2 separate regions of the Homo sapiens genome follow, and region 2 is linked to region 1. A link is an interaction called in ENCODE POLR2A ChIA-PET data of the cell type or tissue named here. Cell type or tissue: IMR-90. All regions are shown on one strand. Each heading gives the region's core, and the rest is flanking DNA. Links, peaks and the distances in the headings are about the cores only.

Evidence for each region. ChIA-PET counts read pairs that join two places held together with the same protein. Peaks named below come from ENCODE experiments on the same cell type or tissue, not always from the same donor. Only the 100,000 strongest peaks of a DNase experiment are listed, where the experiment ranks them.
Region 2: POLR2A ChIA-PET joins it to region 1 with 5 read pairs; 2 of 35 experiments call an interaction of 5 or more read pairs at or near these places.

What each region holds. Positions count from the first base shown.
Region 1 is chr19:47,721,408-47,726,878 of GRCh38, forward strand. It overlaps EHD2 (EH domain containing 2), which reads left to right. Exons shown (of 6, transcript NM_014601.4): 4 at 4,405-4,817. Among named protein-coding and RNA genes, the nearest start is that of EHD2, 11 kb to the left of the region's middle. RefSeq lists an enhancer at 4,091-4,857. In IMR-90, for the core only: no CTCF peak of the experiment used is centred there; DNase peaks (open chromatin) are centred at 1,874 and 2,334; H3K27ac peaks cover 3,019 bases.
Region 2 is chr19:48,628,184-48,633,438 of GRCh38, forward strand. SPHK2 (sphingosine kinase 2) reads left to right here. Exons shown (of 7, transcript NM_020126.5): 6 at 1-94; 7 at 498-2,222. The coding sequence ends at 1,590. DBP (D-box binding PAR bZIP transcription factor) reads right to left here. Exons shown (of 4, transcript NM_001352.5): 4 at 1,847-2,869. The coding sequence ends at 2,654. Among named protein-coding and RNA genes, the nearest start is that of DBP, 6.6 kb to the right of the region's middle. RefSeq lists an enhancer at 1-3. In IMR-90, for the core only: a CTCF peak has its summit at 2,295; no DNase peak of the experiment used is centred there; H3K27ac peaks cover 433 bases.

The DNA.
Region 1 (5,471 bases), core at 159-5,158:
GGGTTCAAGCAATTCTCTGCCTCAGCCTCCGGAGTAGCTGGGATTACAGGCGCCTGCCACCATGCCCGGCTAATTTTTTTGTATTTTTAGTAGAGACGGGGTTTCGCCGTCTTAGCCAGGCAGGTCTTGAACTCCTGACCTCGTGATCCACCCACCTCGGCCTCCCAAAGTGTTGGGATTACAGGCATGAGCCACCGCCCAGCCTATTTTCTGCTGCTTTTAAACTGTGGGACCTTAGGCAAGCCACTTAACCTCTCTTTGCCTCAGTTTTCTTACCTGCAAAATGGGAATAATGGGCTGGGCGCAGTGGTTCACGCCTGTAATCCCAGCAGTTTGAGAGGCCAAGGTGGGCAGATTACCTGAGGTCAGGAGTTCGAGACCAGCCTGGGCAACATGGTGAAACCCTGTCTATACTAAAAATACAAAAATTAGCTGGGTGTGGTGGTGCTTGCCTGTAATCCCACCTACTCGGGAGGCTGAGGCAGAAGAATTGCTTGAACCCAGGAGGTGGAGGTTGCAGTGAGCCGAGCTCATGACACTGCACTCCAGCCTGGGCGATAGAGTGAGACTTGGTCTCAAAAATAAACAAACAGAAAAACAAAACACACACACACACACACACACACACACACACACACACACACACACACTGGGAATAATAATACTAGCGGCCTCATAGTTGTCCTAAAGGTTAAATTAGTTAAAACATACAAAGCACTTAGAAGGTGCACACTTGTGTGTGCACACAGTAGGCGCTATGGAAGTGCCAACAATGCCTGTTTTCGCTGGGTGAGTGCCGTTGTGGGCCCAAGGTTCCTTTTTGCCACGTCTCCCATCCCACACTGACTCAACCTCTCTCCCTTCTTCCCTCCCCGCCCCATGAGACACACTTTCCGAATCTGGGCCAGTATGTGTGTTTGTGGAGACACCGGGAGGGAGGGGGGGCTCCAGTTGCTGTCCCTCCAGTGACTTGGCCCTTCCTCCCCCAAAACAACGGCCCCCAACCCCATCCCGGTCCCTGCGTTGCCCGCAAGGAGGCTGCTTCCTCTCAGGCAGGATGGGTGCAAGCACCAGCTCCCCGGAGGAGCATAGGGGCCCATGGGACTCCTCTTCTGTCGCCTCTTACCTGTGTGTCTTGAGTAAGTCCCCTAACTTCTCTCTCTTTTTTTTTTTTTGAGACGGAGTTTCGCTCTTGTTGCCCAGGCTGGAGTGCAGTGGCAGGACCTTGGCTCACTGCAACCTCCGCCTCCTGGGTTCAAGTGATTCTCCTGCCTCAGCCTCCCGAATAGCTGGGATTACAGGTGCCCACCACCACACCCAGCTAATTTTTTTGTATTTTTAGTGGAGACGGGGTTTCACTATGTTGGTCAGGCTGGTCTCGAACTCCTGACCTCAGGTGATCCACCCGCCTCAGCCTCCCAAAGTGCTGGGATTGCAGGCGTGAGCCACCACGCCTAGCTAGTCCCCTAACTTCTCTGTGCCTCAGTTTCCTCATCTGGAAAATGGGGTCAGAACAGTGCCCACCTCCTGGGGTTGTTGTGAAGAGTCACTGAGTGAGCTCTAGCTGGAGGGCATGAAGTCAGTAAATCAGGGCTAGCTCCTTGTTCTGCCAGTTAACTCTTCGTCCTCCGGGTTCCCACTCTGCCTTCCCTCCTCCTGGAAGTCCTCCTTGACCCCCAGGCTGGGGGTTGGGTCAGGCACTGGCCCTGGGCTCCCACAGCTCCCTGGATCCCCCTGCCCACCCTGGGCTGACCACTCAGGGGCCAGGTCTGTGTCCCCAGTGGGCTGAGAGATGTAAGGACAAAGCTGAAACTGCCTCAGCCTCCACACACACAGCAGGGACCACAGAGGGTGCTTCCCAGTGGGTGACATCACCATGACTTGCTGAGTGCTTACCGTACATCCAGCACTGTTTTTAAAAAAACAGTTTCATTGAGGATTAACGTACACGCCATAAAAACTCAACCATTATGGCCGGGCTCAGTGGCTCATGCCTGTAATCTCAGCACTTTGGGAGGCTGAGGTGGGCGGATAATGAGGTCAAGAGATGGAGACCATCCTGGCCAACATGGTGAAAACCCATCTCTACTAAAAATACAGAAATTAGCTGGGTGTGGTGGCACCTGTAATCCCAGCTACTCGGGAGGCTGAGGCAGGAGAATTGCTTGAACTCGAGAGGCAGAGGTTGCAGTGACCTGAGATCGCGCCACTGCACTCCAACCTGGGCGACAGCGAGACTCCGTCTGAAAAAAAAAAAAAAAAAAAAGCTCAACCATTTTTTTTTTTAAAGAGACAAGGTCTTGCTCTGTCTGCAGGCTGGAGTGCAATGACGCAATCATGGCTCACTGCAGCCTCCAACTGCTGGGCTCAAGTGATCCTCTTGCTTCCTCCTCCTGAGTAGCTGAGACTACAGATGCATGCCAACATGTGTGGATAATTTTTTATTTTATTTTTTTCTGTAGAGACAGGGTCTTGTCATCTTGCCCAGGCTGGTCTCAAACTCCCAGGCTCAAGCGATCCTCCTGCCTCTACCTCCCAAAGTGCTGGGATTACAGGTGTGAGCCACTCTGTCTGGCCACTTCCATCATTTTTAAATGTACAGTTCAATGCCAGGCATTATTTTAAGCTCTTTATATATATTAGCTCATTTATATTCTTTTAATCTTCACAACAGTCTTTTTTTTTTTTTGAGACAGAGTCTCACTCTGTCGCCCAGACTGGAGTGCAGTGATGCTATCTCGGCTCACTGCAACCTCTGCCTCCCAGGCTCAAGCGATTCTCGTGCCTCAGCCTTCTGAATATGTGGGACCATAGGCATGAGCCACCAACACCGGGCTAATTTTTTTGTATTTTTAGGGCTAGGCTGGTCTTGAACTCCTGGCCTCAATTGATCTGCCCACTTCAGCCTCCCAAAGTGCTGGGATTACAGGTTTGAGCCATCACACCTGGCTTCACAACAGTCCTATGATTTGCATTTTACAGAAAAGAAAACACAAGTTCAGAGAGGTTAAGCTACTTGCCTAAGGTCACACAGTGGATGGGGGCAGAGGAGGGACTCAACTCCAGGTCTTCCAGACAGCTAAGTCAGGGGGTCTCAATCGCTTCTCTCTGCTCTCCTCAGCATTGCTTGTTGGTGAATAAATGAGTGAAGAAGCAAAGGTGAGAATGAGTGGATGAAGGAGTGAATGAGGAAATGAATGGTGAAAGGAATGAATGAATGAGCATGGGAACCCATGGCTGGGATGGGTGCTTCATAAGAGCAAGAATCTTGTCTGTGTGTTCTCTGCGGTATCCCAGGCTCCCAGGACAGGGCTTGGCACACATGAGACTCTCAGTAAGTATTGCTAAATAAATGCAAAATATTTAACTTCTCAGCCTGGCCAACATGGTGAAACCCCGTCTCTACTAAAAATACAGAAATTAGCCAGGGTGGTGGTGCATGCCTGTAATCCCAGCTACTCGGGAGGCTGAGGCAGGAGAATTGCTTGAACCTGGGAGGTGGAGGTGGAGGTTGCAGTGAGCCACATTCATGCCACTGCACTCCAGCCTGGGCGACAGAGTGAGACTCTGTCTCAAAAAAAAAAAAAAAAAAAAAAAAAAAAAAAAAAAAAATTATCATCTGCTATGGCAAGAGCACAGCTATCCAGCATGAACTCTAGTTGCTGGATCGTGGGGAGATACAACAGGTCCTGGGGAGGAGCTGGGGTGATAGAGGCATGTGGCAGGCTTGGGGGTTCCATAGAAGCACAGGGGGATCTCTTAGCAAACATGTCAGTATTTTTAACAACCTATATGTACATACCGACGCACACCTGTAATAACTGCTTAATGAATGAGCAAATGAAAAAATGGAGGCCGTGAGGCTGGGCGCGGTGGCCCACGCCTGTAATCCCAACATTTTGGAGGCTGAGGCAGGAGGATCAGTTGAGCTCAGGAGTTTGAGACTAGCCCGGCAGCCCGGGTAACATAGTGAGATCCCATCTCTACTCAAAAAAAAAAAAAAAAAAAAAAATTAGCCAGGTGTGGTGATGCGCGCCTGCAGTCCCAGCTACTAGGGAGGCTGAGGTGGGAGGATCACCTGAGCTCCGGGAAGCAGAGGTTGCAGGGAGGCGTGATCCCGCCATTGTGCTCGAGCAAAGGAAAAGGGGGATGATTGCCCCCTGTAGCCAGATGGCTTGAGGGGCTGGGGCCAGAGCGAGGGGGGAAATTCTGGGCACTGGAGAGCCAGAGCAGTAGTGCCCACTGAGGGCCTTGGCTATTTTGCCCAGACAGGATTTGGACAGCCAACAACGTGAACATCTTTACAGTCCAATATGCAAGAGAATGGGATACTACTGAGAATGGCTGGAGGGTGGGGGTCTGATTTCTGCCCCTTGCGCCCCTGTCTCTCCACTCCCACTCCAGGCTACGACTTCCCGGCCGTGCTGCGCTGGTTCGCGGAGCGCGTGGACCTCATCATCCTGCTCTTTGATGCGCACAAGCTGGAGATCTCGGACGAGTTCTCAGAGGCCATCGGCGCGTTGCGGGGCCATGAGGACAAGATCCGCGTGGTGCTCAACAAGGCCGACATGGTGGAGACGCAGCAGCTGATGCGCGTCTACGGCGCGCTCATGTGGGCGCTGGGCAAGGTGGTGGGCACGCCCGAGGTGCTGCGCGTCTACATCGGCTCCTTCTGGTCCCAGCCCCTCCTCGTGCCCGACAACCGGCGCCTCTTCGAGCTGGAGGAGCAGGACCTCTTCCGCGACATCCAGGGCCTGCCCCGGCACGCAGCCTTGCGCAAGCTCAACGACCTGGTGAAGAGGGCCCGGCTGGTGCGAGTGAGTAGTCCTGAGGGCTGGGCGCGCATTCTTGGAGGAGGTTTCCTCGGTCCTCTCCTACCAGTGCTGTGAGTCCCTGACTTATCAGGGCCCAGGTTAGTTAGTTCTCTTGAAGTTGGGTCATTCTGGCACAGAGTGAAGCCGGGAGGAAGAACTGTATGGAGAGACTCATTCCTCTGCCTTTGGATTTCTGTGTCAACTCCGTGTCACCCTGGCTTCTCTGTCCTGGTATTTCTATTTCTTCTTCCTCTTCCTCCTCCTCCTCCTTCTCTTCTTCTTCTTCCTCTTTTTCTTCTTTCTTCTCTCTTTCCTCCTCCTCCTCTTCTTCTCCCTCCTCCTCCTCCTTCTTCTCTTTCTTCCTCCCCTTCCTCCTTCCTTCCTTCCTTCCTCTGTTCCTCTCTCCCTTCCTCCCTCCTCCCTTCCTCCTTCCTTACATCCTCTTTCGTTCCCTCTTCTTCCTTCTTTTTTAAGAGATGGAGTCTCGCTCTCTTGCCCTGGCTGGAATGCAATGATGCAATCACAGCTCACCACAGCCTTGAACTCCTGGGCTCAAGTGATCCTTCCTCCTTAGCCTGCCCCAAGTAGCTGAGACCACAGGCACGTGTCACCACGCCCAGCTAATTTTTTATTTTTTGTAGAGTCGAGGTCTTACTG
Region 2 (5,255 bases), core at 256-5,255, 910 kb after region 1:
GCCCTGACTGGGAGGAAGCTGTGAAGATGCCTGTGGGCATCCTCCCCTGCGGCTCGGGCAACGCGCTGGCCGGAGCAGTGAACCAGCACGGGGGGTAGGTTGAGGATACCACGAAGGGAGGGATGAGCCCCTCCTGGGGTGATAGGGACCCCTATATCTCCCACTCAGCCAAACCCACAGTCAGTCAAGTAAATCAGCCTGCCTGTGGGATGCTCACCCCCAGCTCCTGGACATTTTTGCCTGCCTGCTTCCCAGCTGTATCCCGAGCGCCCAGAACTCTGCCTGGCATGGGAGGCACTCAGTGAATTGTAGGGAGCAAATGAAAGATGACCAGGAACCTGGCCCCGTAAGGAGTCGCCTGGAGGTGGCCCCACGGCTGTGGTGGGCCTGGGCCATGGCCTTCGTGGTCTCATTGCCAGCTGCTTTCCTACCTGTCTCTTTCCCCAACCCCTGTTTGCTCCTTCCTTCTGTGTGTCCGTCCATCTCCGGCTGTGAAGATTTGAGCCAGCCCTGGGCCTCGACCTGTTGCTCAACTGCTCACTGTTGCTGTGCCGGGGTGGTGGCCACCCACTGGACCTGCTCTCCGTGACGCTGGCCTCGGGCTCCCGCTGTTTCTCCTTCCTGTCTGTGGCCTGGGGCTTCGTGTCAGATGTGGATATCCAGAGCGAGCGCTTCAGGGCCTTGGGCAGTGCCCGCTTCACACTGGGCACGGTGCTGGGCCTCGCCACACTGCACACCTACCGCGGACGCCTCTCCTACCTCCCCGCCACTGTGGAACCTGCCTCGCCCACCCCTGCCCATAGCCTGCCTCGTGCCAAGTCGGAGCTGACCCTAACCCCAGACCCAGCCCCGCCCATGGCCCACTCACCCCTGCATCGTTCTGTGTCTGACCTGCCTCTTCCCCTGCCCCAGCCTGCCCTGGCCTCTCCTGGCTCGCCAGAACCCCTGCCCATCCTGTCCCTCAACGGTGGGGGCCCAGAGCTGGCTGGGGACTGGGGTGGGGCTGGGGATGCTCCGCTGTCCCCGGACCCACTGCTGTCTTCACCTCCTGGCTCTCCCAAGGCAGCTCTACACTCACCCGTCTCCGAAGGGGCCCCCGTAATTCCCCCATCCTCTGGGCTCCCACTTCCCACCCCTGATGCCCGGGTAGGGGCCTCCACCTGCGGCCCGCCCGACCACCTGCTGCCTCCGCTGGGCACCCCGCTGCCCCCAGACTGGGTGACGCTGGAGGGGGACTTTGTGCTCATGTTGGCCATCTCGCCCAGCCACCTAGGCGCTGACCTGGTGGCAGCTCCGCATGCGCGCTTCGACGACGGCCTGGTGCACCTGTGCTGGGTGCGTAGCGGCATCTCGCGGGCTGCGCTGCTGCGCCTTTTCTTGGCCATGGAGCGTGGTAGCCACTTCAGCCTGGGCTGTCCGCAGCTGGGCTACGCCGCGGCCCGTGCCTTCCGCCTAGAGCCGCTCACACCACGCGGCGTGCTCACAGTGGACGGGGAGCAGGTGGAGTATGGGCCGCTACAGGCACAGATGCACCCTGGCATCGGTACACTGCTCACTGGGCCTCCTGGCTGCCCGGGGCGGGAGCCCTGAAACTAAACAAGCTTGGTACCCGCCGGGGGCGGGGCCTACATTCCAATGGGGCGGAGCCTGAGCTAGGGGGTGTGGCCTGGCTGCTAGAGTTGTGGTGGCAGGGGCCCTGGCCCCGTCTCAGGATTGCGCTCGCTTTCATGGGACCAGACGTGATGCTGGAAGGTGGGCGTCGTCACGGTTAAAGAGAAATGGGCTCGTCCCGAGGGTAGTGCCTGATCAATGAGGGCGGGGCCTGGCGTCTGATCTGGGGCCGCCCTTACGGGGCAGGGCTCAGTCCTGACGCTTGCCACCTGCTCCTACCCGGCCAGGATGGCTGAGGGCGGAGTCTATTTTACGCGTCGCCCAATGACAGGACCTGGAATGTACTGGCTGGGGTAGGCCTCAGTGAGTCGGCCGGTCAGGGCCCGCAGCCTCGCCCCATCCACTCCGGTGCCTCCATTTAGCTGGCCAATCAGCCCAGGAGGGGCAGGTTCCCCGGGGCCGGCGCTAGGATTTGCACTAATGTTCCTCTCCCCGCGGGTGGGGGCGGGGAAATTCATATCCCCTGTTCGTCTCATGCGCGTCCTCCGTCCCCAATCTAAAAAGCAATTGAAAAGGTCTATGCAATAAAGGCAGTCGCTTCATTCCTCTCAGACCTTCTGCCCTTCCTCCATCCGACAGCCCGCGGGAGGACTCAGACTCCAGCACTTCCAGCAGCGCCTGCCCTCTATGGACGACAGCCCGGAGCTGCCCACGGGCTGCAGCCAGTATGCCAGGGAGCTGCCCTCTTCTTCCACAACAGCTGGCTCTGGGGTTCTCAAGATTTATTCAGGATCGTGTTAACGGAGGCGGTGGGAGGATAGGGTCCCTGACGTGCCGGGGACACACACAGAGAACCCTCCCCGCCCCCGCAAGGGAGGGGGGAGGCTCGCTTTTTCTTAAAAATATAAATGTATTTATCTGCATTATCACGTCCCTGGGGCACCCAGCTGGCCGGCCCGTGGGCCACAGGGCAGGAAGGGAACAGGGCGTAAGTCTCAGCAAGGCGGAGGAGAGCTCCGCCAGGTGGGGATGTGGGGCAGCCTCACAGGGCCCCGTGCTGGGCCTGGTATCGGGACAGCACGGCGCGGTAGTGGGACAGCTCCTGGCGCACGGCCACAACTTCCTGCCGCAGCAGGGCGTTCTCCTTCTCCAGGAAGGCCGCCCGCACCGATATCTGGTTCTCCTTGAGCCGCCGGGCGTCACGGGACCGCTTGGCTGCCTCGTTGTTCTTGTACCGCCGGCTCCAGTATTTCTCATCCTGCAGGAGAAGAGGGGGAGAGCACTGAGGTCCAGAGGGACCCAGGTCCCAGCGAGAGAGGAAGGGAGCCCCAGCAGCGGGGCCTAAACCACACCAGGTCTCTGCTGGGATAGGTACCCAAGGGTCTGCCTTTCTAGGGCCCTGGTTGCTAAGGAGATTGGGCCCCTAGCAACAGTAAAGGCATGAGATAGACCCCCCACCCTCAAGCAACTCGCTTCAAGTCTCCACTCTGCAAAGCGGACCCCAGCCCTCCCCACATGATAAAGGCCTGCATGCAGTTAGCTCTTGCTTGCTAAGGATGCTTGTTCCCTAGCAACAAGGCCTTCATGGTCTGAGGGCTTCTCCCAATGAAGAGCACTGCCCTGCCCTGCACATTGCCTTTCCAGATCCTGGTTGCTAAGGAAAGCTTGGTGCCCTGGTGATGGGGTTTGGTGTCCCATAAAATCCTCGCAGAGCTGGGGCCTTCTGACCTGGTTGCCAAGGCAACCTCATCCATCCTTGGCAAACAAAAGTGAGGTCTAAGTGGTTTCAATGACTGTGGCCAGCCTCTGACCTGCTGGCCTTGAACTGAGGCCAGAGAATAGCCTCCTCCCCAGTAGGACCTGACTGAGAGAAGAGCTGTCTCTTAGGAAAGGGGACTATCCTGAGACCTCCCCAGAGGATTATACCTAAAGTCCTCCCATCCTGGAAGTTGGTTCCTAAGGAAGACTCCTCCTTAGTAACCAAGGACCACGGGGCTCAGAAAGATGCTCTCTACTCCACTATTTAATTAAAGCCCAGTTCCTGCTTGTGAGGGTAAATCCAGTCCCTAGCAACAGGGCCCTCTAGAAGGAGAAACCACTGGTGTAGATCTGACTTCCAGGCCAGTCCTAGGTGCTTCAAGTAGCTATGTGTTACGCAAGGGTATGGCAAAGTCTTGTTTGTTTTTGAGATGGAGTCTCGCTCTGTCGTTCAGGCTGGAATGCAGTGGCATGATCTCGGCTCATTGCAACCTCCACCTCCCAGGTTCAAGCGATTCTCCTGCCTCAGCCTCCCAAGTAGCTGGGATTATAGGTGCCCGCTACCATGTCCGGCTAATTTTTGTTCTTTTTTTTTTTTTTTGAGATGGAGTTCTCACTCTGTCGCCCAGGCTGGAGTGCAGTGGCGCGATCTCGGCTCACTGCAACCTCCGTCTCCTGGGTTCAAGCGATTTTCCTACATTAGCCTCCCAAGTAGCTGGGACTACAGATGAGTGCCACCATGCCCAGCTAATTTTTGTATTTTTTTGTAGAGACGGGGTTTCACCATGTTGGCCAGGATGGTCTCCTGATCTCGTGATCTGTCCGCCTCGGCCTCCCAAAGTGCTGTGATTACAGGTGTGAGACACCACACCCGGAACATTTTTGTACTTTTAGTAGAGGCGAGGTTTCACCATGTTGGCCAGGCTGGTCTCAAACTCCTGACCTCAAGTGATCCGCCCACCTCAGCCTCCTAAAGTGCTAGGATTACAGGCGTGAGCCAACGCGCCTGGCCCGGAATGACAAAGTCTTGTAACAGAAGCCCAAGCAACTCTTGCTAGGGAAGACTCCAGTAATGGCAAAAAACAAAATCATGCAAAGATGCAATGACTGCTCAAATCACCCCAAATCAGAAAGTGGCACTGGCTGCTAACAGAAGCCTGAAGTCTCCCACCAGTGAGAAGTCCAGGCCCAGGAAACAAGGCCTAAAGGGGCTGGCACAGTCTTCATCCTAGCCAAATGCAATCACTCCAAAGGAAGTCCCACATCAGAGATCAAAGGCCTGCTGAGTAAGGAGAGACAGGCCACAGGCTGATATCCCATTGCCAAAGGAAGACTGTCCTTTGCAAGTGTGCCTGGTGGAGCTCTGGACCCAAGTAATAGGAGAAGCTCCAAGTCTCTACAAGTAGACCTAGCAGAGCTGGCTGAGTCAGCACCCCACAGTGACACTGTCTTTTGTTTTAAGACAAGGTCTCCCTCTGTTGCCCAGGCTGGAGTGCAGTGGTGTAATCTTGGCTCACTGCAGCCTCAATCTCCCAGGCACAAGCAGTCCTCCCACCTCAGCCTCCCAAGTGGCTTGTAGAAATGGGGTTTTGCCATGTTGCCCAGGCTGGTCTTGAACTCCCGAGCTCAAGAGATCCTCCTGCCTCAGCCCCCTAAAATGCTGGGATTACACGAGTGAGGCCCCTCGCCCAGTTGACACTGTCTTTATAAACCTCAGGCCCCTGCCCCCTTGTGCCCCGTGGCCAAGGAGGACTAATCTGTGGCTGCAGGCCAGGAGAGGCTGAGCACTAATCCCAAGGAGAAGCCCAGGCTTGACTGTGAGAAAAGGCCCCTCCCTGGCTGTGGGGCATGTCTCCAGCCAAGTCTATCTCCCACATCCAGCTCTG